Regions from separate parts of the Homo sapiens genome. Here regions 2 and 3 are each linked to region 1. The links are chromatin contacts, found by Hi-C or POLR2A ChIA-PET in ENCODE. All regions are on one chromosome and are shown on one strand. Each heading gives the region's core, a stretch centred on a gene start or an enhancer-like site at or near the end of the contact. The rest is flanking DNA. Distances are from core to core; before and after follow the strand shown. Region 1 has its middle 71 kb from the start of ADO. Region 2 overlaps JMJD1C (jumonji domain containing 1C). Region 3 has its middle 69 kb from the start of NRBF2.

Region 1 (4,026 bases), core at 464-2,963:
ACTGAGTTGTTTCTTTCTTTTTTCCATGACTGTCCAGTTCATATTAGTTGTCCATTTTTATTGGATTATCTTTTCCTATTAATTTGTAGGAATTTAAAACATACATCTGTATCAAGAATTTTTGCTATCTGTAGGCATTATAAGTATCTTCTTTCAGTCTGCAGCTTATATTTTAACTCTCTATTGTGTCTTTGTTGGCACACAAGTATAATATTTCAATATAAGTCTCTTCCTTTGGATGTATGCCTTTTGAGACATAGCTCTGATGTTTTAAAGTGCCCTATGTTTGCAACTCAAAGTTTTAAACTTTCCCTTTCATACTGAGGTCTTAATTCCATCTGTAATTTACCTGGGTATAGAGTATGACATAGGGATATTTCTTTTTTTCCATAGCTAATTATCCCAGCACTTGAGTAGTTCACTCTTTCTCTGCAGATTTGTGTTGCCATCTCTGTTATAAACCAAATTTCCATGTATTCATGGGTCTGTTTCTGGAACTTTTCCCTCTCAATTTGTCTCTCCCTATGCAAATACCAAACTCTTTAATTACTTTCAGAAGGCAGTTTTTACTGACACCTCACTATTTTCTGGGTGAGATGTGAATACCTCCAGGAAGGGTGATGCTCTAAATCAATGACAATGCCATGTGCATACTGTCCTTAGATTCCTTCCAATCTGTCAATCCACTGAGAGGAAATTTTGGTGGAGAAAATCCAAGGGAGATCCAGAGAACACAGGGCTCCAGGAAAGGGGAAAGGAGAGAGACTCAGAGAGAGGGTCTCTCAAGCAAGAAGCAAAACATAGCACCTCCAATTACTCAAACTTTTTCTAGGCTTTATCCTGAACATAGTTATATTTGCCCAGAAATAGCATATTTCAATATATAAATGTACCCCACAGCATTCTATAACACTTATCATAAAATCATAACCAGACCATAGCTAATATTTATTGGCACCTAGGCTAAACATTGATAGTAAATATGACTTTATTAAATCCCATAACGTGGGTAATTTCCCTGAAATATAGATGAGAAAATTGAAGCTCAGAGAAGCAGAGTGATTTGCCCAAGGTCACACAGCTAGTTAGTGGCAAAACCCAATCTACCTTCCTTGCTACTATATTCCACTGCCTCCATGTTGTAGAATGTACCACATTAGAGTGGGATTACCTGCTTTTGAAGGGAGAGAGTGAATCTTGTTTTACCATTACGTTCTCAACCCAAGCACTGTGTTAGTCACACAACAGGCTCTCAATCAATACTTGTAGACAAGAATGAATAGATGCATGTTAGCTGTGGAGTCTGTGGTTTCTGAGTCATGAAAGGTCTACGTGGTTTATTTAGTTGTTTGGGGGAGAACAGTCTTCACCTTACTTCCTCTGAAAGCCACGCCAAGCCTCTTTTCTTCTTACCCTCAGATAATGAGCTGAGTTACAAATACACAGCAAAGTCTTTCCACCTACACAGATCCTAGGAGTGTACAAATTGATTTGGGGGTGGGAGAACCAGGCACACAAAGGTCAGTGCCAGCAGCACTTCCAGCTTGGACATTTGTTTTCATCTTCTAGAAATAATATTCCCATTTCCCAGATGTTTCAGTGTCATCAGCTTTGTTTCTCAGCAGAGGCAACTGCAACTATTCCTCCTCATGAGGCTGCGTGCTAAATCTGAAAAGCGTTTGCAGCTCAGCCCCACAAAGATTGCTGCTGCAGTGGGGATTCCCAGCCAGCACAGAGCCCTTTGCTGTCGAGTGGATTTCCCCGACATAAGAAGTGAGTGGACCACTGGTCCCTGGGGGATTGTCAGCACCATAACTTCTTTGAAAAAAAAAGTATTTTGGGGTGGTGGGGTTGGGAGACAAGGATCTGTAAAGGGAGGCTATAGTGCATTGGGAACTGGTTTGGAAGACATGGCTCTCTCTTCTGCAGAACAGAATGGATTCATCAATGATGGCTTCACAGCAGTTAGGCCTCCATCACCAACCACCTTGGGTTAACTACTTTACCACCTCTGAATTGAGCTCAGCCTCAGAGCTTCTCAGGGCCCATGTGGGCTCCATTCCAGCAATAAGCATTTGGAAAGCTTCGCATCTGAGAAAGTGCCTCCCGTGAGTTATCTGTGCTAGGAACTCACATCTGCTGTCATTGTCATTCACTTGGATTCTGACATTGATCCAGAATTTCCTAGAAAACACTGTGCTTTCTGACTACTGCTGTGATCTGTGGCTCCCAGATCAGCTTTTACCACCAGCCCTTACCACACGCCTTGCTGTGGCTTCTTGCCTTGTCTCCATAAGCATTGCTCTCTGGAGCTGGCACATGACTTGGCAGGAAACCCCTGGCCTAGAAAAGTCTCCTTACTTTCAACACTCCATTCACTCATTCAACAAACATTTCCTAACACCTGCTATGTTCAGGCACTCGTCTAGGCATTGGGATACAACAATAAACAGGCAAAGTCTGTGCTCTCAAAGTCTTGCACTCTAGTGAAGAGGATAGAAAATCTGCACATAGATAAAGAGCTATTGAACATAATATTCTGTAGTAATGAGCAGCACCATGAAGCAAAAATAAACTAAGATTAGAGAATTGAGATTGGCCTGGGGAGGGGGTAGCACTTCAGAGAGAGGGGTCAATGAAGAAGATAACATTGAAAAAACCTGAACAGATGAGAGAGATTACTGGGGGAACATACCTGGTAAAAGGGCCGAGGGGGAAACGTGCTTGGCAAGATTAAGGACAAAAGTAGGTCAAGGTGCCTAGAAAAGAGAGAGAGAGAGAGAGAGAGAGAGAGAGAAACAGAGAAGGTATGAAAGGAAACAAGTGTATCATGATGTGCTCCTAATCAGCCAATCCTCTTAGCTCATGAGACCTCAGCCTAGATCCCCAAACCATCACCTGCCATCTTACCCAAATTATAGACACAAGCATAAAGAGAAATGGAAAGTTTCATGCATTTACCCTTTGCTAATCGATCCAATGACAGTAAACTCCAAGGAAGGCAGTACTAGGAATTCCTGAAGCCTATATGGGGCCAATGAACACTTAGAAATTAGATATGACTATGGAGTAAAGCAGAAAAAGGTCCCTTGGTAGTCCTGGCAAATACGTGGTACATGCGTCACCTCTCCCCACCTCCAAACCCAAGCTCACAAGCCCAGTGCCAATCAACAATGTCATTCTCATTCATTGAAATGGGATTAGTCATCCTGACAGATTATTGACATTCTGGCTCCAGAGTTACCTATAATGGTCTAGTTTCTTGAGATCAGACAACTATTAAGTATCTTTTGGCAACCTTCTGTGACAGCTTTCAGCCACGTTATAAATGAAGTAGCAAAGGAAATATGTTTATTAAGCTTTAACCTGAACCCTTTACATAGACTATAGTGTTATGTTTCAGCAAAGCTCATCTTTGATGACAGTTTTAATCACACTCAGGCCCGCTCAGGCATACAGTGCCTTCGACAGTCACCTACTCACCTCACTGTGCTGTGTTTGACACGTCTGCCATTTCTGAGTGATTCTGGATGTCTCACACTTTTGCTTACCTGCTTCCCAATCAGTACTCCAATTTTGCCATTCTTCCTGCACATGACACCAGGCAGTCAAACCATATATGTACTTAATTCTGCCAAGGATTTCTGTAATACTCTTAAGGTCTCGTGCTAATAATGGGAATTTCTGGAATTGTGACAGAACTTCTGGGAAGAAAGAGAGGAGGTCTGGGGGAGGAAGGGCTTTTAGCACTTTTGCAAGCATTATATCAGATAGGCAACCATCCAGGTAGGTTGCCATATATCATTGCTTGCCACAGAAAGCTAGTTCTTCTCTGCTTATGTCCAAAATAAAGGAAGTGAGTCTTGCCAAGAGCCATTTTTAACCATATCTGGGGCAGAAGAACATTAATGCACTATCTTGATGCTTTCAAAGCTCTTCTACTAATTCCACATGCATAATACCTCAGGGTCCAGGTGTCACTTGGGTGGACTTCATCCACACCAAGCTACAGGATGAAGAGGCTCA
Region 2 (4,026 bases), core at 805-3,304, 510 kb after region 1:
GGGTTTCACCTTTTCAATGATATCTACTCTGAACATTCTATTAAATATCTGCTTCTCCCCTCCCCAATCCTTATTGATCTTACACTGCTTTACATTTTCATTTTGTCATCGCATTTATTACATTGTATATCACACTATATAAGTTACTTATTACACTTATTATCTACCTGGCCTCTCCAGAATTTTAACTCCATGGGGGCAGGAAATTTTGTATGAATACTGCCTGGCACAGAGAAGATGCTTAGTAAACAGTTATTAAATAATGGTAGAGCAGAGAGGTCTGGAGTTTTGGATTCAGAAGACAGGGTTTTAAAAGACAGTGGAAATGTGACACGGCTTAGGGTGAGTAGTGAAATGGAAAAAACCAAAAAGGAACACTACAGAAAATAAGGAGCACTACAAAAAAAAATCACATAAACACTAAATCTTCTACAGAGAGAACAAACATACAGCAAAGACTGATTAAAAAAATAGGAAAACCTGAAGAGAAGTATCAGAGTAGCAACAGGAACAAAGAATTTCCAAAAGGACAGTGATCCAGTGTTAAATGCAAAGGTTCAGTAGGACAGTGATGCACACTTGAATATTAAATGCAGTAACTAAGAGATGATTAGCCATCTTAGCAACATCAGTTTTGTGAAGTGGAGGAAGAAACCAGGCTGCAATAACTGAAGATATTATTGGGAAGCAAGAAAATATAGATATAACGGTTCACATTATAAGAAGTCCAGCTATGAAGGAAAGGAGTAAGATAAGGCCATAACCAGACTGGGTGTGATAACTTTTAGTTTTTTATATTAGAGGGTTGAGTTTATATAATGAAAAGAAAAGCAATGAAAGAAAAATAGGCTTAAGATTTGGTAAACTTAGAAAAGTATCTGTGAAGACAGGTTCTAGAATACAAAAGATATTAGCTTTTTAAAACATAAGGCAGAGAGAGGAACAATTCCAAACGACTACAAAACACAATAAATTGAGTATATGACCAGCGGGATATCTCCTAAGGATAAAAAGAACTGGAACAAAAAAATACACTGTTTTCAGCAATTATACCATTGGTGGTAACCTTAGTATTGTTATTCTAAGTCTAGTGGTTACATAATGTAAGACAAAGCAAATGAGTAAGCCTATGATACTCTTATCATTCCTGGTGTTGCTGAGAAGTGGCGGTATTATAAAACATAAGTACTGTGAATGAGACTCGACTATAGAGCTAGACTGTTTTAATTTATGCACATACACACACACTTAGAAATTTAGGGGCAAAATAATACAGTGTGTGGGATCTGCTTTGAAATACGGATGCTCGACTTATGAAGGGGTTACATCCAGATAAACCCATCCTAAACTGAAAATATTAAGTTGAAAGCTCAGGAACATACTGAATGCTCCTTTTTCACCCTTGTGAAGTCAAAAAGTCCTAAGTCAAACTATCATACATAGGGGAATATCTATGACAGAAGACGAGCAGTAAAGTGAAACAATACTGGCCACAAATCGATAATTGTTAAAGCTGCATGCTACATGGAAGCACATTTTACTATTCTATAACTACATAGGTTTAAAATTATTTATATAAGGGAAAAAGTTTTATCATATTACTTTTCTGCTCAAAATGCTTCAAAGGCTTTCACTCCAAGCTTAATCAGAATAAAAAATAAAGTCTTTATAATAGCCTAAAAAGCCCAATTTAATTTACCCTTATAGCCTTTCTACATCATTTTCTACTAATTTTCACATAGTATGTTATTTTTTCAATCTTCTTGCTTTAGGGCCTATCCATTTTCTGTTACAACTGACACTTCCTGTCACTTTCCAGGCTTTACTTTTCTCCATAGTACTACTGTCTTCTAATATGCTAAACAGTTATTTTGTTTGCCATCTGTCTTTTCCCACAAGAAGGTAAGTTATAGGAGGCAACAAATTTTTGTTTTGTTTTGTTCATGGCTGTACCCTAAATACCTAAAGTAGTACCTGAGATGTAGCAGGTATCTAATACATATTTGTAAAACTGAAGTAGTAGAAGTTAAAACAGACACATCTCTAAGACAAGAGGAAAGCAGGTAAGGAGAGGTACAAAAATAGATATGAGAACAGGAAGCTAACGGGGTTCCTGCTTATAACCTCAATTTCCTTTGTGCAACAGGAGAAAGATCATCTATTAAGAGAAAAGGAGGAAGCTGAGTAAAGTAGTGATAATTTGGAATAATTACTTTAGGAAACAGAAGTTCACAGGGGCATGCGAAAAGAATGCCAAATGATATACTAAGGGCTAGGGTGATACTGGAGACAATACAATGGTACCAAAATACATGGATGTCATTTTCTGTGCAGTATTCAGCATTTAGAGGCTAAGTGGTTGAGAAGAATTTTCTACAGCATAAATGGTATATACATGCACTGTCCCACATACGATTATCTGGGCACTTGAAATGTGACCTGCACGACTGAAGAACTTTTTTAAAATTTAGTTTTATTTAATTTACGTTTAAATAGCCACATATGACTAGTAGCTACCAATAACGGACACAGCAGGTTTAGGATACATGAAAAAAGCAGGCCGGGCGTAGTGGCTCATACCTGTAATCCCAGCACTTTGGGAGGCCAAGGTGGGTGGATCATCTGAGGTCAGGAGTCTGACACCAGCCTGGCCAACATGGTGAAACAAACCCTGTCTCTTCTAAAAATACAAAAATTAGCTGGGCATGGTGGCACATGCCTGCAGTCCCAGCAACTTGAAAGGCTGAGGCAGGAGAATCACTTGAACCCAGGACGCGGAGGTTGCAGTGAAGCGAGACCACGCCACTGCACTCCAGCCTGGGCAACAGAGCGAGACTCTGTCTCAAAAACAAAAACAGATTACTTTTCTAATGAGTCTCTTGAAAGCACACAGAACAGAAACTGAGATTTACCCAAACAGACCTATTTATTTTCTTAACTCTGACCATATATATTCTCCTTATTAAAAAAAATTTAGAGTACAAAGTGTTTTCATATATATTACCTCATAGACAATGGCAATGATATCATACCTATTTTATAGATAAAAATAAAAATTTAAGTGGTTAAGTGGTTATATGCCTTTCATAGCATTTCAGATAGTAAGCAACAAAATTGGGAATGGAGTCCAAGATGGACTGTTGTTCTATTGCCAATTTCTGAGACTTTTAACAGATGTAAACTTTGACTTCTCTCAAAGAGCCAAAATACACTAACATAAATTATATATATATATATATATATAAATATATATATGGCTAGATAGGTATCTTTCAACAAAATCTCAATAGAATTTAGTAACTTATTCTACAATTGTTGTGAGCTGATTCTGGTTCTCTCTATATCTTAAAATTTGATTAATTTGGCCAGGCGTGGTGGCTCACGCCTGTAATCCTAGCACTTTGGGAGGCTGAGGTGGGAGTATCACCTGAGGTCGGGAGCTCGGGACCAGCCTGACCAACATGGAGAAGCCCCATCTCTACCAAAAATACAAAATTAGCCAGGCATGGTGGTGCATGCCTGTAATCCCAGCTACTTGGGAGGCTGAGGCAGAAGAATCGCTTGAACCTGGGAAGCGGAAGTTGCGCTGAGCCGAGATCACGCCATTGCACTCCAGCATGGGCAAGAAGAGCAAAATTCTGTCTCAAAAAAAATTTTTTTTCACTAATTTGTAAGCAACTTCTGATTTTAAATAATATTAGCAATAAATCAGTTCTCGAAGTTCTTGGTACAAAGGCAGAAATACCCACCTTGTACCACCAGCCAAATTAAATTGATAAAAAATACAAGTACAGACTTCCAGTTCCAAAATGACAATGTTTGGGTTCACTCCCCTCAGTAGAAAACAAAAAAGAAATACACAATGCTGAGATTATCACCAATAACATCCCAGACCTCAAATATGAGAGGGAGACAGTCCTGGGGCCACAGAGAAGTGAAAAAACCAGAAGCAGATAATAAGAGAATTGGACTTTCTATTTATTTATTTTGAGAGAGAATCTCACTTTCTATCTGCAGTGCCCCTCC
Region 3 (4,026 bases), core at 714-3,213, 330 kb after region 1:
CCACACCCAACTAATTTTTGTATTCTTGGTAGAGGTGGGGTTTTGCCATGTTGGCCAGGCTGGTCTTGAACTCCTGACCTCAGGTGATCCATCTGCCTCAGCCTCCCAAAGTGCTGGGATTACAGGCGTGAGCCACCACATCTGGACATAATCCTGTGTTCTTTAGATCTACACAGTGTATTAATTTTATGTGCAGTCTGGCTTGTTTCTCTTGGTCATAGGCAAGCTTTTAAAAGGGCTTGTCTGCGTAAGACAAAAATAATATGGAAGTAATCGGGGCAGTGCAAAGCATCTGTATGGGTTCAACAAAATCACTGGGGCCAGGTGTTTTCCTGAATGTGAAGTTTTTCAGACTTTGTACTTTGCACTACATAACATTCCCAGCAGAGCCTGGGAAAAAATAAAAACAGCCTAAAATCATAATCGAAGGCACTAATATTCTGCAGCAAAGCCTGTGAATAGGCAGCCACACTGAGTGGGGAAAATAAGGAATCTAAATAGCCTCGCATCCATTTGGGACAGGTATTGCGGCCAAATTAGTTCCGGTAAAGTCAGGTTTTGTCACCAAATGAGTTACAAAAGTATCTTTTGACTTTCAGTGCTTTGGGAATTTCAGGATTACAGTTTAAGAGAGTGTACACATCTTTTCCAACTCCTCCGTCTCCTGTTAGGGGTGTTCAATCTTCTTCAGCCAGGCAGTCCTCACACATTTCTTCTTCTCTTTTTAAAATAAACCTCTTATCTTTTTTCAGTTATGCTAAGGTGTAAATGACTAACAGCCAGCTCAGGTATACTTGCATTTTTAACAGAGGTAACAACTACATCCTGAATGGAATTTGGGACATTAACCAATCATTAATTTGATCTAGGAATTTAACATCCAGCTAGATGCTAATTAAGAAAGAAAAGATTAAGTGGTTCAATTCAATTAAATAAATTGTAGCTAATCGAAAAAAGTTGTTCCCTGCCTTTGGCTTAATTGACTTTGAAGTAGCCTACAGTTTTAAAAGTGCTTTTGCAATCATTATCTCATTCCTTGTACATTAACCTCTAGTTTTTTGGGGAGGGGCTTGTTGTCTTTTCTTTGAGGAAAATCAGGTTCAAAGGAGTGACTCATCCAAGGTCATGGAGTTGAAAAGAGGCAGAACCAGAAATCAGACCCAAAATTTGGCTAAAATTAAATCCTTTCTGTAAAACATTGGTTAGAAAATAAGGCAACAGTGTTTGTTTCCTCCCAGTTGGTGAAATGCAAATGTGAACTTAGATGATGATGATTCACTGTGGAAGCAGTAAAAGACATAAGAGAGAAAATGTATGTGTTCTTTTTCAGAGTGATCCCACTTTGTCTCATGATAGCTAATAGACCAGCTTTGAAGCAAATGTTCCTTGAGGTGTTGTTACCATCTCCATAATTTCTACTAGTGACAATAAAATCCTGGACTCTGAATCCCCAGACGAAATTTGCTTGGGTCATATTTATTTTAACCATCTGACATAGGAAGCTTAAACTGTTATGGAGGTGGCCAGAGATCATTTCCACAAACATGCATGTATTGCACACACTGCCAAGCTAACAGTAGGTGCTCAATAAATGTTAACTGAATGAATGCATCCCCTGTGATGACAACATTCCCTTTTGTCATTTTGACTAAGACAGTGGCTCCCTTCCCTCTATTGCTTGAGTAGATACAACATTCCCTAAAACAAATGCCTGAATCGAAGCCTAGGAGTAAGGTTAATTTGCTTTAAGGAATGAATCTGGGAGTTGCTTCCAAAAATAATGCCACAGTCTCTATAGGAAAAGCTTCAAGATAAATATAGAGTGTACACAAGCAAAATGGAAGCTAAAGCACATCGTCTGTTTCTCCTCTCTAGGAAGTTCCTTGTCACTCGTATTTCACTTTCTCCAAGAGGAAGTCTCCCGTGATTACACCAGTTGTATTCTTGTTTTATGCCTAGTGGGATGTACTGTAGTAAAATTCTGCTGGGATGCGTACCTCATTTTTGGCAACCATACTCCTTTTTATGTTTTACTTAACAAAAGGTGTTCATGAATCAGCTCAAAATCTCAGTTCATATTTAGATGACGCATTTTCTTCAACTGAACAACAGTCCACAGTTACAAATGCCAAACAGGAAGGGCACATCTGCGAAAAACAAGCCTCTTAAGCTGGAAGAATGAATAATGATGATGTGTGGGCTGTGCTTTCTACACAGCAAACTCTGGGAAGACCTTTCTGTGAACAGCTATCTGATAACAATTGAAGAGGCTTTGTGCTCCCACCCACCTCCCACTCTCTTTTGTATCAGTAACTCCGCAGGAGAAAAGGAGATTGGTGGTAAAGATTCCTTGGTCATTAGAAACTCAGGTATCTATTCAGAATCACAGAATCTCCAGGTATTCTTTTCTTCATCACTTATAGTTTTGAGTGTAGAGTAAATCTTTGAGTGTTTTCTTTGGGGATATGAAAGTTGTTTCTACTTTGAGTCTTAAATCCCCAGTAGAAGCTTCTAGATAATGAACCAGCTACTTAAATAAAATACTGGTTCAATTAGGATTTAATTAAAGTTTATGGTTATAAAACAATTCCATTTTCATTATAGAAATTATATGTGGAGTTTCCCATTTTTATTTTGCATAAATTTCTGTCATTCTAGAAAATGTATAAATTTGCTTCTAATTTGAATAATCTGTGTGTGCGTCTTTGTGTGTGCTTATGTGTGTGTGCGTTTAACAAAATGAGCTTACTGTTCAGTAAAATAATAAAATTTGAGTTTGGCTAAGCAGTCAGCGAATTAGCATGCTTTTTTGCCATCTTTGATTCATGGTAACATTTATAACTAACTTTCTTTAGTTTATAGATCCTTCTCTGTTACTGTCATATAATTGCCATAATAATAAAACCCCTCCTTCCCATATGGAATTCCATTAACAGTTTGGCTACTCTGATTATTGCTACTGTTTCATCCATCATGAGAAGAGTTTGCTACTGAGGAAGATGCTAACAGTATTAACCCTGGAACCTCCCACCTCCTCCCCCCATCCCCAAACTCAATTAAACCAGCATCACACCAAGACACACACAAAAAAGATGCCGCCTATTTACATAACACAATGATCAAGTAATAAATCAACATTAATCATGAATGTTGCAACAAGTCACTGAAAATGATGTTTGACCTCACCATGGACTGGACTCATCCATCCATAAACAGCATTTATTTCCAACTGGGAGCAACTTCCCACACCCAAGAACAGGGTCAAGCATTTCGGATACATATGACAGGCAGGTTTGATCTTTCCTTCCGGGTATCACTTTCCTTTTGTCCTAACTTCATTACCTTCAAATCCTGCAACAATCTTATCATAGAAATTATTCCATTTCCAACACCCTGAGTCCAATTGCCCGTTTTCTTCAAATCCCTTCTTAATGTCTACTTTCTTATGATGCTTTCCCCACTAATATGAATATAGCTTCAAAGTACGGTATACCTAGGCTTCCTGATTCAGTCTACAATATTATGTTTGAAAATTTATGGGAAAAATTGAAGCTAATTATTTTTGGTTAGTTCTGGGGAGTGTTTGACAAGAAGATATAATTCTCCAAGGCATGGTTCAGGCATTTGTTACAGTAGGAGCCACCTGTGCATCACCCCGACCCGTTCTCCCCATCCTTGTCTTCTCCTATAAGCCTCCAGTTAGAAAACCACTCCTCTCCATGGCAGGTCAAACATCAACAGCCTTACCCTTGGGCTTGGAGTGAAGTCATAGTTCAGCATGCAGCACCCTGAGGCAATCTTGACATCTCTATCACACCACACTTTTTAGTACATATCCACTAGATAGAGATAGGAGTGAATTTCTCTTCTTCCGGAACTTGCTTTATAAGCCTCTGAGCCTTTGCATATGCTGTTGGTTCTTTCTAGAATACCATCCTCACCTGTCACCAATACTCCCACCTCCATAGTTGTCTGTCTGGGAAACTGTTATTCACACTTCGAGTCTCCATTCAAGTCAGCGTCAGC

What was found. A loop is a pair of places that touch in the nucleus more often than their neighbours do. ChIA-PET counts read pairs that join two places held with the same protein, here RNA polymerase II (POLR2A). Pooled maps may share reads with other maps.
Region 2: a pooled map shows a loop between it and region 1 (2.5-fold over the local background). The contact joins two enhancer-like sites. A Hi-C loop is called at or near these places in 2 of 50 pooled maps. POLR2A ChIA-PET finds 5 or more read pairs at or near these places in 2 of 52 experiments (Caco-2 and H1).
Region 3: a pooled map shows a loop between it and region 1 (3-fold over the local background). The contact joins two enhancer-like sites. A Hi-C loop is called at or near these places in 5 of 50 pooled maps. POLR2A ChIA-PET finds 5 or more read pairs at or near these places in 2 of 52 experiments (activated CD4-positive, alpha-beta T cell and activated CD8-positive, alpha-beta memory T cell).

Annotation. Positions count from the first base shown.
Region 1 is chr10:62,731,823-62,735,848 of GRCh38, forward strand. No RefSeq gene overlaps it. Among named protein-coding and RNA genes, the nearest start is that of ADO, 71 kb to the right of the region's middle. Within about 2 kb of position 1,714, at least 6 of the 41 ENCODE cell types and tissues checked have a DNase peak (open chromatin) inside an H3K27ac peak, as active enhancers do.
Region 2 is chr10:63,239,882-63,243,907 of GRCh38, forward strand. All of the region lies in intron 3 of JMJD1C (jumonji domain containing 1C), which reads right to left. Among named protein-coding and RNA genes, the nearest start is that of NRBF2, 110 kb to the left of the region's middle. RefSeq lists an enhancer at 845-1,381. Within about 2 kb of position 2,055, at least 3 of the 41 ENCODE cell types and tissues checked have a DNase peak (open chromatin) inside an H3K27ac peak, as active enhancers do.
Region 3 is chr10:63,062,793-63,066,818 of GRCh38, forward strand. No RefSeq gene overlaps it. Among named protein-coding and RNA genes, the nearest start is that of NRBF2, 69 kb to the right of the region's middle. Within about 2 kb of position 1,964, at least 3 of the 41 ENCODE cell types and tissues checked have a DNase peak (open chromatin) inside an H3K27ac peak, as active enhancers do.